3 separate regions of the Mus musculus genome follow, and regions 1 and 3 are each linked to region 2. A link is a loop called in an ENCODE intact Hi-C map of the cell type or tissue named here. Cell type or tissue: heart. All regions are shown on one strand.

What was found. Peaks named below come from ENCODE experiments on the same cell type or tissue, not always from the same donor. Only the 100,000 strongest peaks of a DNase experiment are listed, where the experiment ranks them.
Region 1: a loop joins it to region 2, with 5 times the contacts of the local background. A loop is called at or near these places in 14 of 42 quality-filtered maps.
Region 3: it touches region 2 in a loop (2.4-fold over the local background); 5 of 42 quality-filtered maps call a loop at or near these places.

The regions. Positions count from the first base shown.
Region 1 is chrX:94,173,347-94,181,346 of GRCm38, reverse strand. No RefSeq gene overlaps it. Among named protein-coding and RNA genes, the nearest start is that of Eif2s3x, 35 kb to the left of the region's middle. In heart, no CTCF peak of the experiment used is centred here; a DNase peak (open chromatin) is centred at 3,466; H3K4me3 peaks cover 1,683 bases; H3K27ac peaks cover 1,316 bases; H3K27me3 peaks cover 1,770 bases.
Region 2 is chrX:94,118,138-94,126,137 of GRCm38, reverse strand. Zfx (zinc finger protein X-linked) reads left to right here and starts at 2,731. Exons shown (of 9, transcript NM_001044386.1): 1 at 2,731-3,070. It overlaps Gm46691 (a long non-coding RNA gene), which reads left to right. Exons shown (of 2, transcript XR_001782847.1): 2 at 586-889. In heart, CTCF peaks have their summits at 2,729 and 3,613; DNase peaks (open chromatin) are centred at 2,867 and 3,567; H3K4me3 peaks cover 3,265 bases; H3K27ac peaks cover 2,767 bases; H3K27me3 peaks cover 2,260 bases.
Region 3 is chrX:94,044,336-94,052,335 of GRCm38, reverse strand. No RefSeq gene overlaps it. Among named protein-coding and RNA genes, the nearest start is that of Zfx, 75 kb to the left of the region's middle. In heart, no CTCF peak of the experiment used is centred here; no DNase peak of the experiment used is centred here; H3K27me3 peaks cover 417 bases.

The sequences.
Region 1 (8,000 bases), 55 kb before region 2:
TCATGCCTTTAATCCCATTGGGAGGCAGAGGCAGGTGGATTTCTGAGTTCGAGGCCAGCCTGGTCTACAAAGTGAGTTCCAGGACAGGCAGGGCTACAGAGAAACCCTGTCTCAAAAAACAAAACAAAAGCCAGCCTGGTCTACAAAGTAAGTTCCAGGACAGAGAAACCCTGTCTCGAAAAACAAAACAAAACAAAACAAAACAAAACAACAACAAAAAGACAGAATATGGGGCTGGTGAGATGGCTCAGTGGGTAAGAGCACCCGACTGCTCCTCTGAAGGTCCAGAGTTCAAATCCCAGCAACCACATGATGGCTCACAACCATCTGTAATGAGATCTGACTCCCTCTTCTGGAGTGTCTAAAGACAGCTACAGTGTACTTACATATAATAAATAAATAAATCTAAAAAAAAAAGACAGAATATTATTTACAAGATATTGACTATCCACCCAGAAAACATAACTTGGGATGGGTAAGACAATAACATGACAAAATTATTATCTACCATACATGTACAATAAAAATGTAATAGATACAAACTCTTCAGGCATACATTCACATGGAATGAGATACGTGGCACATGTCTTTAATCCCAGCACTGCACTGAGGGAGGAGAGGCAAATCTGTGAGTTCGAGACCAGCCTGATCTACAAATTGAGTCCAGGACAGCCAGAGCTCTGTTACACAGGGAAACCCTGTCTCAAAAAAACAAAAACAAAAACAAACAAAAAAAAACCCAGAGCAAAAATAAATATGTGAGTAAATCTCTAGCCTTTTGCTAAATATCCAAAGGATATAAACAATTAGAAAGTGGACCATATTCTTTTTGTTTGGGGCAACTCTGTTATAGAGACGTCCATGCCTCCAAAGTTTTCATTCCATTCCATCATGTGATCTCAATCAAAAACTTCAGTTGTGCATGTGATTGAACATGTCCACATATGCATGCCAACATGCATGGGTGCCACGGCACATGTAGAGGACAACTGAAAGGAGCCAGTTCTCTCCTTCTACCATGCGAGTCTTGAACATTGACCTCAAGTCACGGGGCTTGTCAGCAGGGCACCTTTATCTGCTAAGCCAGCTTACTCCCCAGCCCCTAAATCTTAGTAAGATTTTTAAAGAGCTTGTCCAGGGCTGGAGAGATGGCTCGCAATTGAGAGCAGAAACCCTTCTGCACTAGTCTTCAGGTGGTTCCTAAACACCAATAGCTCAAACTCCAGAGGGAACCAATCTCTGGCTACTCTGGGCACCATCACTCTCATTCAAACACACACACACACACACACACACACACACACACACACACACATAATTAAAAATAATAAAAGCATTGTTCATTTGTCTAATTGTTTTTGTTGTTTTGTTTCTTTTTCGAGACAGGGCCTCTCTACATAGTCCTAGGTGGCCTCAAACTTGCTATGTAGAACAGTCTGGCCTCAAACTCACAAAAATCACCTGCCTCTGCCTCCAGAGTATATACATAAATAATATATATATATTAGGGGCTTGAAAAGTGATGACTGCTCTTGCAAAGGGCCCTGGTTACTAATTCCCGTTCCAGGCGATCCAACACCATTTTTTTGCCCTCAGCAGACACCAGACACACGTGGTCCACAATACAATCATGAATGAAGACAAAATACTCACAAAATAATAGCACTTTTTGGAGGGGGGAGGGCGGTTCAAGACAGGGTTTCTGTATGTAGTCCTGGCTGCCCTGGAATTCTCTGTAGACCAGGTTAGCCTTGAACTCACAGAGATTCACCTGCCTCTTCCTCACAAGTGCTGTGATCAAAGGTGTGCACCACCACCATCTGGTTTAATATATTTTTAAAGATTTTTTTACTTTTAATTATGAGTATATGCGTATTGTCTGGGTATGCAAGTATGTGAGTGGCTGAGGAAGCCAGAGGCATTGTATTCCTCTGGAACTGGTTTTTTTTCTTTTTTTTTTTTTTTTTTTTTTTCGGGGCAGGTTTCTGTGTATAGCTCTGTATAGTTCTGGCTGTCCTGAAACTCACTTTGTAGACCAGGCTGGCCTCGAACTCAGAAATCTGCCTGCCTCTGCCTCCTGAGTGCTGGGATCAGAGGCGTGCGCCACCACGCCCGGCCCTCTGGAATTGTTAAAAGCCAGATTCCGGTCCTCTGAAAGTGCAGTAAATACTTTTAACCGCTGAGTCATATCTGCAGTCCTGACATACATTAAAAAAAAAGATTTATTTATTTATTTATTTATTATGAGCACAGTGTAGCTGTTCTCAGACACACCAGAAGGGAGCATCAGATGGTTGTGAGCCACCATGTGGTTGCTGAGACTTGAACTCAGGACCTCTAGAAGAGCAGCCAGGGCTCTTAACCGCTGAGCCATCTCTCCATCCCGATATACAACATTTTAGAGCATCTTTTTTTCAATTATCCAATTGCTTATTCAATTTATTTTTATTTTTTTGGTGTTTCGAGACAGGGTTTCTCTGTGTATCCCTGGCTGCCCTGGAACTCACTCTGTAAACTAGGTTGGCCTCGAACTCAGAAATCTGCCTGCCTCTGCCTCCCAAGTGCTGGGATTAAAGGCATGTACCTCCACTTCCCGGCACTTATTCAATTTTAAAAATTAAATTTATTTTATTTATAGTGTGTGGAGAGCATTTTCACAGCCCATGTGAATGTCCGAGGGCTTCCATTAGGGTTGGAGGAGACTCTGAAGCGAATTCGGCTGTCAGGCTAGGCAGAAATCATATTTACTGGCTGACTTTCTCACCAAACCCAAAATCATAATATAAAATGTGTTACTGCTGCAGAGACAGATCAATCATTCCACCAGACTACAACCAGACTTAAAATTATAGTTATACATTTTATAGACAGAGTATGCTATCAATGAGAAAAAGGCATTCCTTTTTTGAACAGAAAAAAAAAAATCATTGAACAAAAAGTCACGCCTAAGACATGGACATATTGGGCCCTGGAATAGACAGTTGTGATAGGCAAATTTGAAATAAAAGTGTTTAGTTGTTTAGGAACCAGTGTTTTGGGTTTGTTTTCCCCCTCATCCTTGTAAAAAGGGCAGGGCAGGCAGGCAGACAGCTTCCGCAGCGGCAGCCGTGGCGCCCGGGGCGCCCGCGCCGCGGCGCGCGCGTGCGCAGTCGACACACGGAAGACCCAGCCAGAGCCGATTCGGCCCCCGAGTTCACTTCCTGTATAGTCCCCCCGCCCCTCCTCTTCCGCTACCCGCGCCGCGTCGCCGCCTCCACCGTGGGAGTATCGCATGGCTGGTGGAGACCAGCTCCTCCCTAGTCGCCCGCTGCTTCCCGAAGCGCCGCCGAGCCTGCGTAGTGCGCTACGCCTGGGTGATCGAGCGCGGAAAGAGAGTTGACTCCTTCCGGCCCCAAGCAAGTGGGTGCTGGGCAGACAGGAAGTGACGAGGCTGGGAAAAGGGGTGGGTCCAGCTCTGTCAGTTTGAGAGCGGAGCTGACGTGCTCTAGGTTTTACCCGCTGAGCCATTAGGATGCGGTCTGGCTCCACTGCACACCACGCTCTTCCTCCACGTGGAACGTCTAAAATGAACGAGGAGTGGCCTGTTTTAGTCCCCCTGCTCGTTCCTCCGCCACGGAGGAGTCCTGCTTTTTCTGCTCTGCACTCCAGCCTTGGACAAACAGCCGCCCCGCTGAGCGTGTTCCATCATGCCGCTCTGCTTGGGACGCCTCCGTGGCTTCTTTCCATTTTTTTGCTTGCTCCCCTAAACTATGTCCCATAAGCCTTAAGTTACACATTTTCTTTTGATTCTATTTGGAAAGGAAGATTGATTTTTTTTTCAGGGTTTTAGAGCTACGTTTTCAATTAAGTATTTCGCCAACAGCACATATGACGGGTAATTTTAGAATACAATTTGGGGATGGTGTTTGCAAGGATGCTTGTTGTATTTGGCTTTAGGATGAAGTTTTTTTTTTTTTATCATGTATTAAAACATTCCAGCTTCATCGCTGCAAAGCCATAGTGAATTTGAAATGCTGTGAAGGGCTAAATTAATCTCCAAAGCAATAGATGCCTGTTGGTTAAATTAAAAACCTAAACTCAAGTGGAAGGGAGGAGAGTCTGCTCCTACCAGATTGCTCATTTTCTCTCCTGAAACCTTCACTTTGTTTATTTGGTTAGTGCAGGTTCTCACTATATTTCATGCTGGTCGGAATTCTCTAGGGAACTGACAGAAATCTGGATTTGCCTTCCCAACGACTGGGATTATAGACATGAGCCACCATACCCTGCTAACCCTATGCCTTTTAAAGCACATCGTTTTACTGTGGTGATGGACATCAACGCTATCTGTCTCCAGGGACCTCTGAAGCCTTTTTCGTGACCTGGCTTAGTTTGTGTTTCTTTGTTTTGTTTTGTATCCTGTGGTTTTTCTAATGGATTTTTCAGAACTTTTGCAATTTCACAGCTATCCAACCTCCATGTCCTAAATTTTAAGAACTTAAACTGAGTGCTAGCAAGATGGCTCAACAGTTATAAATGCTTGCTAGGTAAGTCTGATGACCTAGGTTCATAGAGAAAGGAGAACACAGATTACCAAAAGTTGTTCTCTTGACTGGACCGTGGTGGTGCACGCCTTTAATCCCAGCACTTGGGAAGCAGAGGCAGGCGAATGTCTGAGTTCGAGGCCAGCCTGGTCTACAAATTGAGTTCCAAGACAGCCAGGGCTACACAGAGCTACACAGGGCTACCCAGAGAAACCCTGTCTTGAAAATAAAAACAATCCCAGCACTTGGGAGGCAGAGACAGGCCGATTTCTGAGTTCGAGGCCAGCCTGGTCTACAGAGTGAATTCCAGGACAACCAGGGCTATACAGAGAAACCCTGGCACAAAACAGCAACAAACAAACAAACAAAAAGGAAAAAAGCTGTTCTCTGGACTCCATATTCATATCTCTCAAACACTAATAAAAATTTCAAGTTTTTATAAAAAGAATTTTTGTCCTCAGTAGTACTGGATTTAGGACTCAGTTTCCATTGCCAGCAATCACAGCGCTCTGTTACTATAGTCCCAGGGGATTCAAAACCTTCTGCCCCCCCCCCCCCGGCACTATATGCACATGGTACACAGACATACATGCAGGCAAAATGCCCATGCATGCAGAAAAGTTGTGGCACATGTCTTTAATCTCAGCACTTGGGAGGCAGAGGCAGATAGATTTCTGAGTTCGAGGCCAGCCTGGTCTACAGAGTTGAGTTCCAGGACAGCCAGGGCTACACAGAGAAACCCTGTCTCGAAAAACAAAACAAAACAAAACAAAACACCCAAAAACAAAACAAAACTGTAAATTCAAGGTGATGTTATATTCGTACTGACTCAATGGAAGGCCAGCCATCATGACAAAGCTTCAAGTGTTCTCTAAGAAGTCAATGGTCTCTGTGGCTTCAGTATCTCCTGGGTTTTGGTGTCTGTCTCTGCTGCTGTTTCTGATATTTCCCACCTCAAACCCTTCTTACCCTTTGCTGTTCTGTGTAATGACTTAGTGACAGAAAGTGTTGCTTAGTCCTCCCAGCACCCCTCATCTGAGTTTTGAATTTTTGCAATAAAAATGTAAGTACAAAATTTTCTAGGCAATGGTGGCACACATTTTTAATCCCAGCACTCAGGAAGCCAGAGAAGCAGGCAGGTCTCTTGAGTTCAAAGTCTGCAGAATGAATTCCAGGACAGCCAGGGCTACACAGAGAAACCCTGTCTCTAAAAACGGTGCAAAATTTATGGCTGAAGATACATACAAAGGATGATAGGTTGAGGGCAGAAGAGAGGATGAAGCTCAATGGTAGAGAATTCGCCTGATATGAAGCTTGGGTTCCATCTGCAGCACCAGAAGAAACAAACAAACAAAAAGATAGATTGGATGAAAATTCCTTACAGGAGAAGGATGGTTAACATAGTACATACACATGATTGAGAAGGAAAAATGGCAGGAGACAAACATTGACTTCCTTTACTGCTTGTCTTGGAGTTACTATTGCTGTGATGAGACATCATGACAAAAAGCAAGTTGGGGAGGAAAGGGCTTATGTGGCTTACACTCCCACGCCGTAGTCTATTATTGAAGGACTTCAGGACATGAACTCAAGCAGGATAGGAACCTGGAGGCAGGAGCTGATGGCCACGAAGGGGTGTTTTTTACTGTCTGGCTCCTCATGGCTTGCCCAGCCTGCTTGCTTGCTCTCTTTCTCTCTCTCTTTCTTTCTTTCATGAGATTTATTTATTTAGACGTGTCATTAGCTGTTGCTTAATGCCTGTTACCAAGCCTCCAGGAAAATTTTAAGTGCTAAGCTGTTTTGAAGGTGGTAAGCCACAAAAGACAGGTGAAAGATAAGAGACTGGGACAAATTAGTATCCCTAGTTTAAGTTGCAATGCATTCTTGGTAGAATTCTAAACATTTCTATGAAAAGAAAATATTTCTCATTCTCTTCAGACACTTCAATAATCTTCTGTTCCATGGAAAACAAAATCTTTCCATTGCTTATATACTATATTTTGATTAGTTAGACATATTTTCATATTAGGTCATTATTTGCTTTGTTTTATGCTTTGTTTTCCCCTGGTTGGCTTATTGAACTCAGCCTCACATAAACTTTTGCACGATGTCCTCCAAATTGTAATGTTGTGTGTAATGCCAAAAATTAACATTTGCCCAAGGACCAGGTAACCTCCTGGAATGATGGGAGTTGTAGTTCTTGGGAAGTAACAGAGCCTCATAAGAGTATGGTGGCCTATGGGTTTTGTCTTGTTTTGTTTTGTTTTGTTTTCTGAGACAGGGTTTCTCTGTATAGCCCTGGCTGTCCTGGAACTCACTCTGTAGACCAGGCTGGCCTCGAACTCAGAAATCTGCCTGCCTCTGCCTCCTGAGGCTAAAGGCGTGCGCCACCATGCCCAGCAGGTTTTGTCTTTATAAACGTCTGTAACATGTGTCTCCCATCCATCCATTCACGAATGTAGTATTTAATAGAGCTTGCTTCAAATTTGCCCTCCTTGTATATGAGTACACTGTAGCTGTCTTCAGACACACCAGAAGAGGGCATCAGACCCCATAGCAGGTGTTGTAAGCTATCATGTGGTGCTCTTAACCACTGAGCCATTTTATATAAGTACATTGTAGCTATCTTCAGACACACACCAGAAGAGGGCGTCAGATCTCATTACACGTAGTTGTGAGCCACCATGTGGTTGCTGGGATTTGAACTCAGGACCTTCGGAAGAGCAGTCAGTGGTTTTACCTGCTGAGACATCTCTCCAGCCGCTTGCCTGCTTTCTTAAAGGACCCAGAACCACCAGCTCAGGGGTGGAACCATCCACAATGGTCTGGGGCTTCCCACATCAGTCACTAATCAAGAAAATGCTTTATAAATTTGCCTATGGCCTCATTTTATGGAGGCATTTTCTTAATTGAGGTTCTCTCCTTTCAGATGATATAGCTTGTATCAAATTGACAAATAAATCTAGTGAGTACAGTGCTCTAGGCTGGTAGAAGGCAGGCCCTGTCTATACCCACATGAAGACTCAACACTTCAGTGGCTTGATGTGAATAGAGTTAGTGGCTGGAGGTGGTTCCCACAGAGCAGGCACAAATGCAGTGTATGATTCCAGTGGAGTTTTCTCTGTGCTTCAGGCTGCACTAGAGAAAGAGTTGTGGAACTATTAATGATTGTTAGAAAACAGAGTCTCACTATTTAGGAAAATATTAAACATCACTTTTCCAAGACAGGGTTTCTCTGTGTAGCCCTGGCTGTCTTGGAACTCACTCTGTAGACCAGGCTGGCCTCGAACTCAGAAATCCGTCTGCCTCTGCCTCCCAAGTGCTGGGTTTAAAGGTATGTGTCACCACTGCCTGGCAAACATAATTTTTTTTATTTAAAGATTTATTTCTTGGGGCTGGAGAGATGGCTCAGCAATTAAGAGTAGTTAAGGTGGGCTGGTGATATGGCTCAGTGGTTAAGAGTGCTGACTGCTCTTC
Region 2 (8,000 bases):
TCTTCCTCCTTTTTGTGTGCAGTGCTGGCTACCAAATCTAGGACCTTGCACACGACAGGCACATTGAGCTATATCCCTGTTACCTTTCCTGTTTTGAAAATTTAAAATCAAAATACAGTTGGCTCTATTTGTGTGATCATCAGTAGGACTCTCGTTGCACTTTAATAGAAATATATCTAATTTAAGCATCAGAAGTAGGCGTCTTTTCCCTTTTCCAGTCAAAGTTTCTCTATATATGCCAAGTAATCACATAGGGCTCTTTGACACTCAATACCCAATAACTTGTGTGATCTTGTAAATTGAGGCAGCATCTTTTTTTTTCTTTATTCTCCTGAATGCTCTTTTCTTAAGTGCTTTGCAACTGCTAGAGTAGTTGGTGGTTAACGAGGGAAAACCTGACAAGAGTGCTGACATTGGCCTTTCTGTTTGGAACCTGCTGTTTATGGTTGTGTGGCTGATGCAGATTTCCTCTGGGCAAACCTACCATTAAGTAGAGGCCCTTAGAAAGTACTTTAACATGGGTTATCATTAAAAAACCTGTATTAATATGACTCTCTAACCGTTCCCTCCCCATACTTTTTTGAGGTGAGGCTGGTCTTCAAGACAGAGTGAAAAGAAGCCCTTCCTTTCAGTTTCCAGAGCATCTAGACATGCAGTGCCTGTGTGCCAAGTTTCCCCAGTGTTTTGAGATGGCCTTCCTGTGCAGTTCAGGCTGGCCTGCCATCTTCATTTCCGTGCTTCAGACTCCTGGCTGCTGAGATTAAAGGCATGTGCCACCCCTGATCTTTTCTCATTTCCCAACTTAAAGTACTCTTGCTTAATTTTATTTTATGTCGATACAGCCTGTATCATAGCCCGAATTTCCTATAAATGATGAAGATGTCATTTATATTTGAAAGACATTTGTTTGTTTGTTTGTTTGTTTTTCCAGCCAGGGTTTCTCTGTGTAGCCCTGGCTGTCCTGGAACTCCCTTTGTAGACCAGGCTGGTCTCAAACTCAGAAATCGACCTGCCTCTGCCTCCCAAGTGCTGGGATTAAAGGCATGCGCCACCATTGCCCAGCGACTTTTTTTTTTTGATGGCAGGAAGCTAAAACCCCATAAGAAAATGACTGATTACTAGCTAGATCTACTAGATTTCTAGTAGATCTGAGCGGAAAATGAAGGAACACTTTACAGATTTATGCCATCTTCTCCCATTGTCCATGCTAATTTCTGTTCTTAGTATAGGTTCTACCTAAGAGAGCACACACACACACATACACACCACACCACACCACACACGCACGCGCGCTCACATTAAGTAGAGGCCCTTAGGTGTGTGTGTGTGTGTGACAGAATCTCACTGAATATACCACAGTCTGGCCTGAAACTTGCCAAAATCCTTTTTGGATTGTGGACATTACAGGTTTGAGTTATCATGCCTGTCTCCCTTTTAAAAACAATTTTATGATTGTAAGCTGATGAAACAATTTACATTCTTAGAATATGTTTAAAGACACCTCACCCCAGTTTGCAATTTGCTTTATCCTTTTTGTTCTTTAAAGATGTCTTAACTATGGGAAAACAGCTATCAACACTGTCTACCAATATGTCAAGCTGGGTGTCTGAGCACACGTCTGTGATCCCAGCACTTGGGAGGCCGAGGCAAGAAATTGGCTATATCCCGAAATATCCACTGTCTTATGTCCCCCAGTACACCACAAAAAGTTCTATCATGTTAGAGTCTACAGTAATGTACAAACTATATAGTTTAATGTTTTTCGGTGGTAGTGGCCCATGCCTTTAATCTTAGCGCTTGGGAGGCAGAGGCGGGTAGATCTCTTGAGTTCAGCCTTGTCTACAAAGTTAAGTTTCAGGACAGCTAGGACTACTCAGAGAAACCCTGTCTGGCAAAAAAAAAATGCCACATAGTGATCTGGATTGAGAAAAACACAAAACTCCTATTTTTAAGTTTATAAATATTTTGTTGAATCAGATACTTTCACTTCTTTATCTTCTTAAAGTTTAAGAGACTTAAGAATTTTATTTAAAAAAATCTCGATAATTGTAGAGTGTTATAGCATTATTACATACATAAAAGTTATGATCCATAGACTTCCAGTGTAACACACGTGTAGTTTCTATAGCACTAAAAATCTCTATTCTCTGCAGTGTGCTAAAGGCTTCAAAATGTACCTAACCCCCCCCCCCATAAAAAGAGACCAATTTGGCTTCCCGACAGAAAGCTTATTTATTAAAAAAAAAATTACCGGGTTTGGTTGTTATTCTAGGTACCCCCCCAACACTCTGCCTGCACCATTCAAATTGGCAAGGCCATTTTCATTTTGTTTCAAAGTTGTTTTTTTTTTTTTTTTTTTTTTTAAAGGGAAGGCAGGGGACGGCGAGGGTTGCTAAATTTATCTTCATCCCCAGGCACCGGGGATGAAAACACACACACACCGCACACACACACATTTACGGCGGGAGGGGGGTCTGCGGGCCTGCAAACAACTCGAGCCACCGCCTCAGGCCGGGACCCTCGCGGAGAGGCGGTAGGTGTCCCCGAAGGCCCCCGGGGGGTGGCCGCGGCCCACAAACATGGTGGGGGGTGGCCCGGGCCTCCCGCCTCTCGACGGTGTCGGTGGGCCACGGCCTCGTGCGGATTTTACAGCCGAGGCGGCGGCGGCGGCGCGTGTGTGGCGGCGGTGGCGGGCGGGAGCGCGGAGGTGGAAAGAAGGGGGGCGCTGTCACGGAAACTCGGGCCGCCGGAGACCCCGCCGCAGCGAGGCCACTGGGCTCCCCGGTTGCGGGGCGTGAAGGGCGCCAACCCGGGGCGTCAGCGGGACCCACCGGGCGGAGGAGGGGGCCCAGCTACCCTTCCGCATTTTCCTGGGTCTCTCTCCCCGGCGGTGACGTGACGTGCTGACGGCGGGCCCGTGCCGGGGAGCTGGGCCGCTTTTTGTCAGCTCCGAGCTCGGCCCCTCCTCCCTCCCTCCGCCCGCCCCACCAGCCGGAGCCCGGCCCAGTGCTCCAGAGAAAGGCCGGCCTGCAGCACCCGCCACCGTCGCCGACCGCCGCACGACCGTCCGGTGAGTCCGGGGCGCCACTGCGGCCGTAGGGCCTGGTGCGCGCGCGGCGGCCTGCTCTCGGCCTGCTCGGCGGCCCGCAAGGCGCCCTCCCGCGCTAGGCCGGGCGGCGTGGCGCGCGACGCCGAGCAGGCCCCGAGGAGGCCGCAGTTAGGCCCGGGGTGGCGCCCGGGCGCTCAGAACGGCGGTCGAGGCGCGTTCTGGAAACGGGCGGGGACCGGGGCAGTGCCGCCCGGCGGTTGGGGAGGCGGCTGAGGGGTCCCGGGTGGGCGACGTGGCCGACCCGGGGCACCGTGCGGGGGCGAGGCCTGGCGAGGAGGCTAAGGCTGCAGGCATGAGGTGAAGGCCGCAGGCCGGCCCGGCCGATTTTCGCTATGTAAATATCGGCGAGGGGGGGGGGAAGAGGGACGGGGGACAAGATGGCGGCCGGCCGGCGCCTGCTGCAGGCTACGACGGAGGGGGTTGCCGGGAGGGGGAGCCGCCATTTTGAAGGCGGCGTCTGAGGAGAAAATTCCGCTACAGCCCGTGAGGGGGGGTGTGAGAGCGGGCCGCGGCGGCGCTAGCTACGGGGACCGGAGCCCGGGCGCGGCGTCGAGTGTGCGCGCAGGGGCGTGTTCGCTCCCCATGGCGGCCATTGCCCTCGTCGCCATGATGAGCACTTGGATCCCAGGCGCTTGGCGGCAGCGCCACCTTCCTGCCCAGCCTCCCACAGCCCCGTGACTGGCTGCTGTTTCCGCTGTGTTTCAGTTGAGCTGCCGCAGGCGGCCATCGCGGCCGTCTTGGCGCTGGAGCCACCTCATCTGTATGGCCCCGGGGCTCCGAGCCTTTTCCCGGCGCTTTGCTGCCGCTTCAGGGTGATCTGCCGCGGTGGCAGTAGTGGAGCCGGAGACATTTTCTTAGGACTTTATTTTCTCAGAGGTAGATAGACGTGGCCGTTAGGGTGACCCTGGTGCGGTGCTTCTCCGCCAATCGTTGCTTTCACGACTCTGTGAATAAAGAAAGAAAAGTGATGGGAAAGTTCTCACCACTCTTTTGACCAATAGGGGGAAAAAGGCATCCTACGAAAGCGGAAGACTAGCATATCGGAGGGAAGTTTTTGTGTTCCTTTCTGTGGAAACAAGTTTCTTGGGAGGCTGCGTTTGAATTTTGGTATATATATTTATTTATTTAACTGAGGAAAATTAAAGGGCAGAAAGTTATTTTCTTATCCAACGATGTAATGTGACGTATTAGCTAGCTTTCGTTGATTCGCTGTGGTAGCCCGTTTGTGAGGTTTTTAGAGTGGAATCGCACCCCATGAAATTTCTTTCGATCTCACCCGGTACAACTTTGCTGGTAACCTCGGCGTCCCATGCCGGCTGTGCTAGGTGCTGAGAAAGAGTAAGGAGGGTTCTTGTAAGTGGTGGCTGTGGGAGGCTTGTTGTTCAGAAGTAGAAGAGCAAATGTTGAACTGTAAGAAGTGCCGCGCGAAGGCTACATCCGAGTTAAAGTGGGTTTCAGAGCAGACATGGTTTCTGTTTGAAGCATCAGGAAGGAGTTCCTGAAATAGGTGGCATTTTGAGGTTACAAGCCTGATGGCCCAGACAGGCAAAGGGCGTTTCAAGGGTGAAGTTTCTTTAGAGAACAGCAAGTATTTACTGTTTGTCTGAAATGGATAGTATAGGTAGAGGCTTGCAAAGGTGGGTTGCAGCGCGAATGGCAAGGGCTTCTGCTCCGTGGGAAGCAAGTGCGGGAGCTCTCCGACTCCCGGATGACGACACCCGGATCTGTGCTTGATAGCTATCAGCTCGGTTGGGCTAGGACAAGTTTGAGAGAAGTAGGTTGTGTGGTAGGCTGACCAGTGTTTTTATAGTGATGATAATTACAAAGAGTGGTCAGAAGCCAGATTTTATTACCCTTTTAAAATGCTTTATTGCAGTTTTGAATGATCCATTTTTGTTAGACAGCTGGTCCTTTTTCTATATTCACTGTAAATAACGTTTTACTCAGAGTTGTTATTTCTGTAGTAAACAGAGTTTCCTATGATTTCATTTCCCATTGTTGAAAATGAATCCTGGTGCTCCTCGAAGAAGATGAGAAATGAACTTTCCTACAAGTGTTCCCATGATGTTTTTAGGAAGTCAGTTTTGAAAATGAGTTTGGAAGGATGGTTATTAAAAAGCAGTGGCCTTCAGTTGCCCTTTGCAATCTGTTTTGCTCCCTGCTGAGAGTTTTGTTTGAGAGGCTAACTAAGGTTATTTGCTAAGCAAGCCTTCCTGCATGTTTTGATTAATATTTGACTTTTCTAGATGCTTATGTGGGAAATGTGTCTCACAGTTAGATAGTTCTTCACTCTCGGTGTCTTCACTTTTATAGACAGCAACAGGTTGGAAATCTTGCTCCTAGAGAGTGGTTTTCCTAGAGGCCACGGCAAGCTTTAATTAAAGAAATTCTCTTAAGCTGGACAGTGGCGGCACATGCCTTTCACCCCAGCATTCAGAGGCAGATTTTTGTGAGTTTGAGGTCATCCTACATACTGTGATCAAGTCTCAAAAATTAAAAAGAAAATCACATTTAAAAGTTCTCTTTAAAAAGACTTTTAAAGTTCAGTTCTTGGGTGTCGGGGTGGGTGGGGCTGAGAGCAATCAGTGCAGAAGAGACAGTGTGAAAGTCTTCAGTTTAATTAGTGCAGAAAGCTAGATAGTGGACATTCAGGATTAAGATGAAATAAGAGTCAGGTTGTATAATTAGGAAGATTGGTAAGTGTGTATAGTTTCCACCAGGAATGGTTATATACAAAATTCTTTTTACCTTAAAGATCACAGACCCTGATAGTCTGGAGAACTGACTGGTGGAACACTATTGCCAACTTGTCAGTCTTGGGTAAACAAGATACTAGTTTTTGATTTATGTCCACTTTCTTAGGTAGATGGTGATATCTTTCTTTTTTTGCAATTTCCTTTTTTCAAAAAACATGCTCATAGATTGTTTCAAAGAGATTTCCCATCCATTGCTTAAAAATGTTTATAGTCTCCCAACATTGTTACTGATAATGTGTTAATTATGCCTATCACAGTGTCAGTTCATTTTTAAGATGAAAAAAACAATTAACAGGCTCCTGAAATCCTTTACCCTCATCAAAGATAATAATTTTTGTTTGTTTTGAGACCCAATCACATTAAGAAGCCTGGCTGGCTTCAGTCTCCAAATCCTCCTGCCTCAGCCTCCTGAGGCATGTGATTCAGCACAACTGGCTTGGATTCCTTGTTTTGTTTTGACTTGACCTAACTGAAAGTCTAACCAGTTATCTGGTTGTCAGTGTCTCTTCCTATTCTTGATTTTTTTTTTCTGTGTAGGCTTTTTGCTTTGCTTTTTGTCTCTATGTAAGGATCGCCCTACCTCTATCTAGTCTTGCTGTCTGCCCAAACGTTGGCCTGCCTCCTTTGGGATGGAGCTTTGTCAATTCCTTTTGGTTGGTTTGAGACAGAGTTCTTCTCTGTATGTAGTTCTGGCTGTCCTGGAACTCATTGTGATAGTCCAGGCTGACCTCACCTCTGAGTGCAGGGATTAACCTTGCCTAATTTGGTCTCCTGCAACTTTGCTGGTTCCTTTCCCTATCCTTACAAGTGTTCTTTGATTTGCTCGTTGTACAGAAACCTCCCCAGTCTTCTGTTTGCTTTAACTTTCCACTTCACCTTTTACTAAATCTAGTAATTGCCAAATCAGGACATTTCTACCACATGCTAATGTTGTCAAGTGTTCTGTTTCACACTCTGCTTTTTCTGTCTCCTATGGTGGGATTTCCCTCAAGGTTTATCTGCTGGCTTCTCTCTCTGGAATCTTCTCTGTTAGTTAAATGTCTCTTCCCGTACCCACATATCTACTGTCTAATCGAGCATTTGAAGTGTCTAATATATCATAACACAGCTGAAAACAAACTTATTCAGCACAGATGACCAGTACTATTTATAGGATTATTTTTAAAGTCCAGGGTCCCCAAACAATTCCCATTTCTTATTCTTTCTGTTATTAACTTCATCAATGTTCCTGAGTTGTTATTTTTTGTTCCATCTTTAGCATTTAATCTCCTATGGTTTTTTTGTTGTTGTTGTTGTTGTTGTTGTTTTTGAGACAGGGTTTCTCTATATAGCCCTGGCTGTCCTGAAACTCACTTTGTAGATCAGGCTGGCCTCAAACTCAGAAATCCGCCTGCCTCTGCTTCCCGAGTGCTGGGATTAAAGGCGTGCACCACCACGCCTGGCACAATCTCCTATGTTTTAATGTATGTTTTTATTTTTGTCTTCTAAATGGAATGTAGACACAGGTCCTCATTTGTCTTTGTCCCCAAGCAGTACCTGGCATGATCATCATCTTCCCAGACAATTATCTAAATTATTGGGCTCAGTAAATTTGATTTAGTTGAATAATTTCCAGCTATTCAAATTCAGTTATTTATCCAGTATGTTCTTTGACCAAGGGATATTCATTTTAAGGCACACCTATCTTGTTAGGACAGCAGGTCAAACCCAGGTGCTGAGTAACCTCTATCCTTGCCCCATATCTGATTGGAATATGGCCAACCTGCTCTTACTCCTGCCAAATTGTTTATCCAGACAGCATTTTTTAAAATCCATGTAATCTTAAAACTTTTTTTTTTGCTCAGCAGGAAGTACACTTTAAAGAAACTAAATGGCCTTAATGTATATAGCCTCATTCCTCTTTTCCACATGCAAACATTGCTCTAATATGTATGTAAATTAAGTATTATCTGGTATTGCCTTAAGTGTCTTAACTGTATCTATTGTGCATTGTTGTAGATATTGAACATGTTTTGTTTGCTTGCTTATTTATTTACTTATTTGTTTATGGTTTTTTTTTTGAGAGGCTTTCTCTATGCAGCTCTGGTTGTCCGAAAACTTGATCTGTAGGCTACACTGGCCTCAAACTCAGAGAT
Region 3 (8,000 bases), 74 kb after region 2:
CAGAGGCAGGCAGATTTCTGAATTTGAGGCCAGCCTGGTCTACAAAGTGAGTTCCAGGACAGCCAGGGCTATACAGAGAAACCCAGTCTCGAAAAAAAAAAATGCAGAATGGTTAAATAAACACTTGAAATATACATGATGCCATTGAATTGTGACTTAAAATGTTAAATTAACAATATATATTTATCCATATATATATATATATATATATATATATATAAAACTTCAGTGTGATATAAAACCTTTAGCACAACCTACCAAACTGATTTCCTGGCCCACTAATATGTCACATTCTTTAATATGAAAAAAAAAAAGACCTTTAGATGGCTGTATTAACCAGGGTTCTCTAGAGTCACAGAACTTATGGGTAGTCTCTATATAGTAAGGGAATTTGTTGATGACTTACAGTCTGTAGTCCAACTCCCAACAATGGTCAGCAGCAGCTGTGAATGGAAGTCCAAGGATCTAGCAGTTGCTCAGTCCCACAAGGCATGCAGGCGCAGAAGAGAGGATCTTCCTTCTTCCAATGTCCTTATGTAGGTCTCCAGCAGAAGGTGTGGCCCAGATTAAAGGTGTGTGCCATCACACTTGGATCTGGGACTTGCTTTGTCCTAGATGACCTTGAACTCAGAGATCTCCCTGTCTTAATCTTCTGGGATTCATAGCCACTGTGCCTCAAGATCTCTATGCCAAGATCCAGGTCAGAAACTTGTATCTCCCAGCCTCCAGATTAGGCTCACAGGTGAGCCTTCCACTTCTGGATTGTAGTTCATTCCAGATATAATCAAGTTGGAAACCAGGAATAGCCACTACAATGATGTTTGGTAATTATAACTGCTAGGATATTTTAATTTATAATAGGAAGAAAGGGTAAAAGTTGACAGGTGAATGGTCCACCCATGGCTGGGAAATATAACATTTTACTACAATTTTACTCTGGGAGGATTGAGTAGTATTTTCTCTAGTAGCACAAGGAATCCTTTTTTGGGTGCTACTGTTTCCTCTATTCATAGGGCATTCCCGTCTCCCCATCCCACAGGCTCCATCTCACAGTGTAAGCAAAGAGTGTCGTCCCCACAAGGCTGTGGCAAGAAGTTTCCCAACTGGATTCCGGTGATTCTGGTAAGGCCTGCGGTGTGAACTACACTAATGACTTGCCTCTAATGAACCTCAACATGATAAAAGTCATAGGATGTCCTTTCTGAGGTTAGATTACCAAAACAAACAAACAAACAAACAAACAAACAAAAAAGTGAGGACTTTGGTCTGGCTTGCTTGTCTTGAGTGGTGTTAGCTGCCCTGTCACTACCTACACTCTGGAGATCTCCATGGATAAGAATGGCCAGATCTGCTTACCAATCCATGAGAAACTGAGGCTTTGGTGGGGGGGGGGGGCGGCGGAAACTAAGGCCCTGAGTCCAATGGCTTCTGAGGAACACTATCCAGCCAACAACTCTATGAGTGAACTTGGAACTTTCCCCCATGGTGTCTTTGGATGAAACTGTAGGCCTTGCCAATACCCTACAGTGAGAGATCTTGATACTTGAGTCACAGAAACTGAGAAAATTGTACTGTTTTGTTCCATTACATTTTAGAATTATGTCTTGTGCAGTTAATATAAATAGCTAATCCGGGGACCACCATCAGATCACCTACTTAGACAAAAAAAAAAAAAAAAATCCAAACACTTCAAGAGTTTCCTGTTTGAATTTGACTTCATAAATATAAGGAAAGATTTTTTCACTGCATTCGAATATTTAAGCAAACGTTCCAGAGGGCAAATTCTAGAAGCTTTTGGAGCCATTCGCAGTCTCTGTTCCTGTGAGAAGTCTATTACAGAAGGTAAGTCTAGCTGGACCTGGTAGTACACGCCTGAAATGCCAGTACTTGGGAGGCTGAGGCAGGAGGGTTTGTGAGTTTGAGACCAGCCTGAGCTATATTAGTGAGTAGTAGGCCAATCGAAGATAATTACTCTCTTTCAAAACACTCTCCAAGTAATCAGCCTAGGGCTGGAGAGATGGCTCAGTGGTTAAGAGCACTGGCTGCTCTTCTAGAGGTCCTGAGTCAAAATCCCACAACCACATGGTGGCTCACAACCATCTGTAATGGGATCCGATGCGCTCTTCTGGTGTGTCTGAAGAGAGTGACAGTGTACTCATATACATAAAATGAACGAATAAATCTGAAAAAAATAAACAGGCTAATCATTATTATACACTCTGCAAATGAACACTTTTCTATTGAGCACACTTTCCAGAGCAGCACACATTATTTTTAGATTAATTTGTACTTGTAAAAGCATAACACAAACACATTCTCTTTATGAAATAAGTGTGTTATAAATAGAGTCCTCTTTGACAGTAACCTGATCTAGGGCCCTCTTCTTCCCACCTCTCTTGTGTGCTCTTATGAATTTGGAGTCAATCTTTCCACACCCGAAGCAAATGCATGTGTTTATTTTTGCAAATATGATCCCATCTTGCTATAACCTTCACTTTTTTTTCACTTGTTGATTTTTTCCCCACTTAATCATCTCATCTGGTTTTGAACAGAGTGTGACAGGAACCATGAGCTCTTCATTTGGAGATTAGGTTACAAAAACCAGGGACTTGAAACATACTCCTATCTTACTATCAAGTGAGAACAGGACATGTTGCTGTTTTCCTACCGGTGACTTTTTGGGTGTTTCTAGGGTCTCCTCATTCACCCCAACACTTCAGTTGAACACATCCCACCTACCTGTGCCAGCGTGTTTGCTAGGGCAGACACCTTCAATATAGAATATGTACAATTCAAAGTCTTACACGCACTGTCAAGTCACTCACCAAAATGGCCATGCCAATATACACTTCCTGCAGTAGTAAGAGTGCCTGATAGCTTTAAGCCTTGCTGGGATGTCATATTTTTCAAGTCCAGTAGGTGAAACATGATTTCTTGTTGTTTTTAGCTCACATTCCCCCTGTTCATGCGGTTTTAAAAAATCTCCTGGCAGGCCCTCTTCCTCTCTCTAGGGCCCCTGTGAGAGGAGTTCAAGTGTGTCTGTGTGAGGGTGGGGAGCAGGGAGTGGGATTTCAACCTTGGTGCCAAGGACTCAGGGAAGTCCCATACCCATTCTGAGAACATCAGCTGCCTAGTGTTGATAGCACTGGGACAGCTTGTGAGAACCTGAGCTTATATGCAGCTTGACTCTCCCTCTGGGGTGATGAAGAGCTAGCTGCTGGTTTCAGCCAGACCATTAATCCAGCAGGAGTCACTGGGTTTATCCAGTAGGCCGGCAATTTGAGAGCGGAAAGGCCAAGTAAAAGGTAGAGGCTTGTTGCTGATTGATGCAAAACTATGTTGAGTATGGGCTGGATGTGTGTGTGTGTGTGTGTGTGGGTCCATTTGCTTGAAAGGTAATGAAAAACCATGAGATGTTTGGCCAGGCAGGACCACGAAGGGCGTAGGCCTTCAGAGATTAGGATTTTTTGACACCCCACACCTTCAAGTTAACAGAATTTAGGATTGGATCTTAGATGGCAATCTATAAAAATAAAGGCTCTAGCTGAGCCTAAATATTTCCTCAAATATTTATGCTTTTGTGTTTATAAAACCATTCTCATCTTCTTGGCTCCCCTTTCTAGATATAGATAAAGATGGATAAACTCACTGTGTGGACTTTAGGTTACAGCATAGCGATGGAATCAGGGGGAACAGATCAGATCCAAACAGATCTTTATCTTGGAGCTAGATGTGGAAACTGGGGAGATTTTGAGAAATTCATCTATTTTATGTTGCTAGGGGAAAATCACATCACTTTAGACAACAGAGTTCTTGGACATATGCACACGAGAAGACAGACCTGAAATGATGGAGTTTTGTGGGAGAAGGAGATACATTTAACATTCATTCATTCATTCATTCATTCACTCTTCCTAACAGGCAGGATTGCTTCTGGGCAGTTCCCAGGGTGTGTGCAGTCTCAGTGGAATGATAAATCCAGAATCTGGCAGAACTCCCACTACAGAAACCAAAGAGGCCCCCGAAGGCGCCACCTGGCAGATTCTTCCTCTAATCTCTGCACCAGAGCCAAGGTGCCAGCATGTTGCCTAAAGTATGTGAGGGTGACTCATTCTTCTGGAACTTTTAATCTTTTAATCCTAAACGGAGTGAAGCAAGTCTATTCATTCCCGAGGCAGTGCTGGGAGGAGGGACTGTGCAGTTTTACCAGCTGCAGAGGTGCTCTGGAGCGCCTTGGCTGGCTTTTTTTTCCATTTCTTGAGCACATTGCAAATTATCAACCTCTGGGGCTGTCTCCAATGCAGCTGCTATGAGTGTTCTTGCATTTCTCGTTTGGTGCAAATATTCACACATTTTCTTAGGTATCTACCTAGGAGTAAGACTGCTGGTCTGTAGCTGTAATAGAGATATCATCTTTGATTTCCTAAAGTCTAATGTTAACTGTCATTTTTGTGTGCTTCTCAGACAGTTCAAGGACCCTACAGGATTCTATTTTTACTCCCTTCTCCAAACTATATACCTCTATAGCCATGTGACTAAACTTCCTAAGACATCATAGTGTTATTACAGGGTTTTTCAGTAACCATGGGGCATTAGTTTCAGGGCCTTCTTGGATACCAAAATCCATGGATGATTAAGTTCTGTGCTTGCTTTCTATTTCTGCGATAAAACCAAAGCTACTTATAAAGAATTTGTTCAGTCGTATGATTCCACGGAGCAAAGTCTGTTACAGCAGGGAAGCTTGGCAGCAGGCTGAGTGGCTGGAGCAGAAGCTTAAAACTCACACCTTTGCCAGGCAGTGGTGGCGCACAACTTTAATCCCAGCATTTGGGAGAAAGAGGCAGGCGGGTTTCTGAGTTTGAGGCCAGCCTGGTCTACAGAGTGAGTTCTAGGACAGCAGGGCTATACAGAGAAACCCTGTCTTGAAAAGAACAAAACAAACAAACAAACAAACAGCTCACACCTTCAACCAGAAACATGAAACAGTATGAATTAGAAATAGCTCAAGTATTTATTATCTATTTTATTTATTAATTTTTTGAGACAGGGTTTCTCTGTATATTCCCTGCTGTTCTGGAATTCACTCTGAAGTCTAGACTGGCCTCAAATTCACGGAGGTCCATCTGCCTCTGCCTCCTGAGTGCTGGGATTAAAGGCGTGCAGCGCCAGGCCCAGCTAGCTCAAGTGTTTAGATTCTCAAAGTCCACTCTCAAAGTTCACCTCCAGTGTCACATTCTATCCAACAAGGCCATACTTCCTAAGCATTTCTCTCTATTGTTTTTTCAAAGATTTCTTTATTATATATACAATGTTTTGCCTGAGTGGATGCCTGCAAACCAGAAGAGGGCACCAGACCTCATGATAGATGTTTATGATTACAGGCTAATATTAACATGCCTGGTTTATGGAGGCTAGAGATTGGACTCAGGGCTTTATGCTTGCTAGACAAGCATGCTACCAACAAAGCTACAGTCTACACACTCTTATACTCTTACTTACTTTAAGCCATCTCTATACTACTCAGAATACTTAATGCAATGTAAATGCTATGTAAATCTTTGCTATGCTATATTGTTTGGCATATAGCATAACACTTGTGCACATTTAACAGAGGCACACTTTTGAAAAAGCTATTTTCCATCTGCAGTTGCTTGTGGCTCTTATCAGACGTCTGTAAATGCTGGATTCTAGTAACACACCCTCCTTCATTTGTCCCTTTGGCCATAAGGGTGGCAGCAGCTTCCTGCTGTATCTAATTTCTGGGATGCCGTACCATCTAATCTTCTCTATCATTTGTGTAATAAATTCCTTTTCTAAATTTTCACTTATTATTCAGGTGTGATTGGCATATGCACTCCAGAGGCAGACCTCTGTGAGTTTGAGGCCAACCTGGTTTATATAGCAAGTCCCAAACATTCATGGCTACAAAGAGAAATCTGCCTTAATCCCTTCCCCCTCCAAAAATCAAACAAACATGGGGAAAAAAACCCACAAAAAACTCCACATACTTTTTTTGGGCTCTTATTGGATATGTCTAGAGTGATGTTCCTTTTGTAGAGTCTAAAATAATAATAATCTAAAAATAATCTCTCAGTGAGTTTAAAATTTTTTTCCAAGTTGGGGCTGGAGAGATGACTTCATGGTTAAAAGTCACCTTACAGAAGATGACTTACTCCTCTTGCAGAAGACTCGGGTTTAACTCTCAGCACCCACATGGTGGCTCACATCCATTTGTAACTCCAGTTTCATGGGAGCCAACTCCCTTTTCTGACCTCTGTGGGCATCTTACATGCTCATGGTGCACAGATATAACAACTTGGAAAAAAAATTTAAAGGAAGGGTTGGGCATTCCCTCAGTCTCTGCTCCATCTCCTGTCCCTGCATTTCTTGTAGGCAGGATAAGTTTTGGGTCGAAAGTTTTGTTGGGGGGGCTGGTGAGATGGCTCAGCGGTTAAGAGCGCCGACTGCTCTTCCAAAGGTCCTGAGATCAAATCCCAGCAACCACATGGTGGCTCACAGCCATCCATAATGAAATCTGATGCCCTCTTCTGGAGTGTCTGAAGACAGCTACAGTGTACTTACATATAAGAAAGAAAGAAAGAAAGAAAGAAAGGAAGGAAGGAAGGAAGGAAGAAAGAAAGAAAGAAAGAAAGAAAGAAAGAAAGATGAGATGGCTTAGTGGTTAAGAGTCACAGCTAAGGACACCCCATTGATTCTTGGTCTCCATTTCTTCTTGGAGATGCCCCACTCCCTATCAGTTGCAGATTTTTATTCATTCTCATGGCCACTCAGGCATCTCCCCTGCCCCTCCCCACACCCCACTCTGACCCCCCCAATTCTCCTACTGATCCCCTCTCCCACCCAGCTCTCCCTCCATCTGCCTTCCATGTCCATTCCATTCCCCCTTCCAAGTGAGGCTCAAGCATCCTTGCTTGTGTTCTCCTTCCTGTCTAGCCTCCTGTGGAGTGTAGCATGAGCATCCTGTATTTTATGGCTAATATCCACTTATAAGTGAATATATAGCATGCATGTCCTCTTATGACTGGGTTACCTCACTCAGGATGATATTCTCAAGTTCCATCCATTTGCCTGCAAAATTCATGATGTCTTTGCTTTTTTTTTTTTTTTTAAAGATTTATTTATTTATTATATGTACACTGTAGCTGTCTTCAGATGCACCAGAAGAGGGCAGTAGATCTCATTACCGGTGGTTGTGAGCCACCATGTGGTTGCTGGGATTTGAACTTCAGACCTTCGGAAGAGCAGTCGGTGCTCTTACCCACTGAGCCATCTCACCAGCCCGATGTCTTTGCTTTTAATAGCTGAATAGTATTCCATTGTGTAGATATACTTTATCCATTCTTCAGTTGAGGGACATCTGGGTTATTTCCAGTTTCTGGAGGTTGGTTTTTTTTTTTTTTTTTTTTTGGCTTTTTGAGACAGGGTTTCTCTGTGTAGCCCTGGCTGTTCTAGAACTCACTCTGTAGACCAGGCTGGCCTCGAACTCAGAAATCCTCCTGCCTCTGCCTCTGCCTCTGCCTGTGCTGGGATTAAAGGCGTCTTCTCTGATCTTGGCTTCACTGAGAGAGGCACAGCCAGAACTTCTGGTGTCCTTCCCTCCTGGTCCCTCCTGCTGACTCACGCTGAGAGGCTGAGGCCTGGCTGTCTCTGCTAGGTATTACCACAGCTGCTGATTCCTGTTTGCTATCCTGACTCTACCGAACTGGACTGCTGGTGTGTTCATGAAGTGTTTGCGAGTGGATCGAGCTGCCCCTGCTTACCTGTGAACTGAACTGCTGAGTTCCAGACAACACAGACAAGAGTTGTCAAAAACCTTTTGAAACAGGTCCACTTCCCCCCCCCCCATATCCTTTCTTTTCCACTACCTCTTGTGGGTAGTGGACTAAAAGGGAGGTTAAAGTGTTTAAGAACCATCATTAAAAATAGGTTTTGAAAAAAATTAAAGACCATAGAGACCAGGACCTAACAGATCGTGAAGT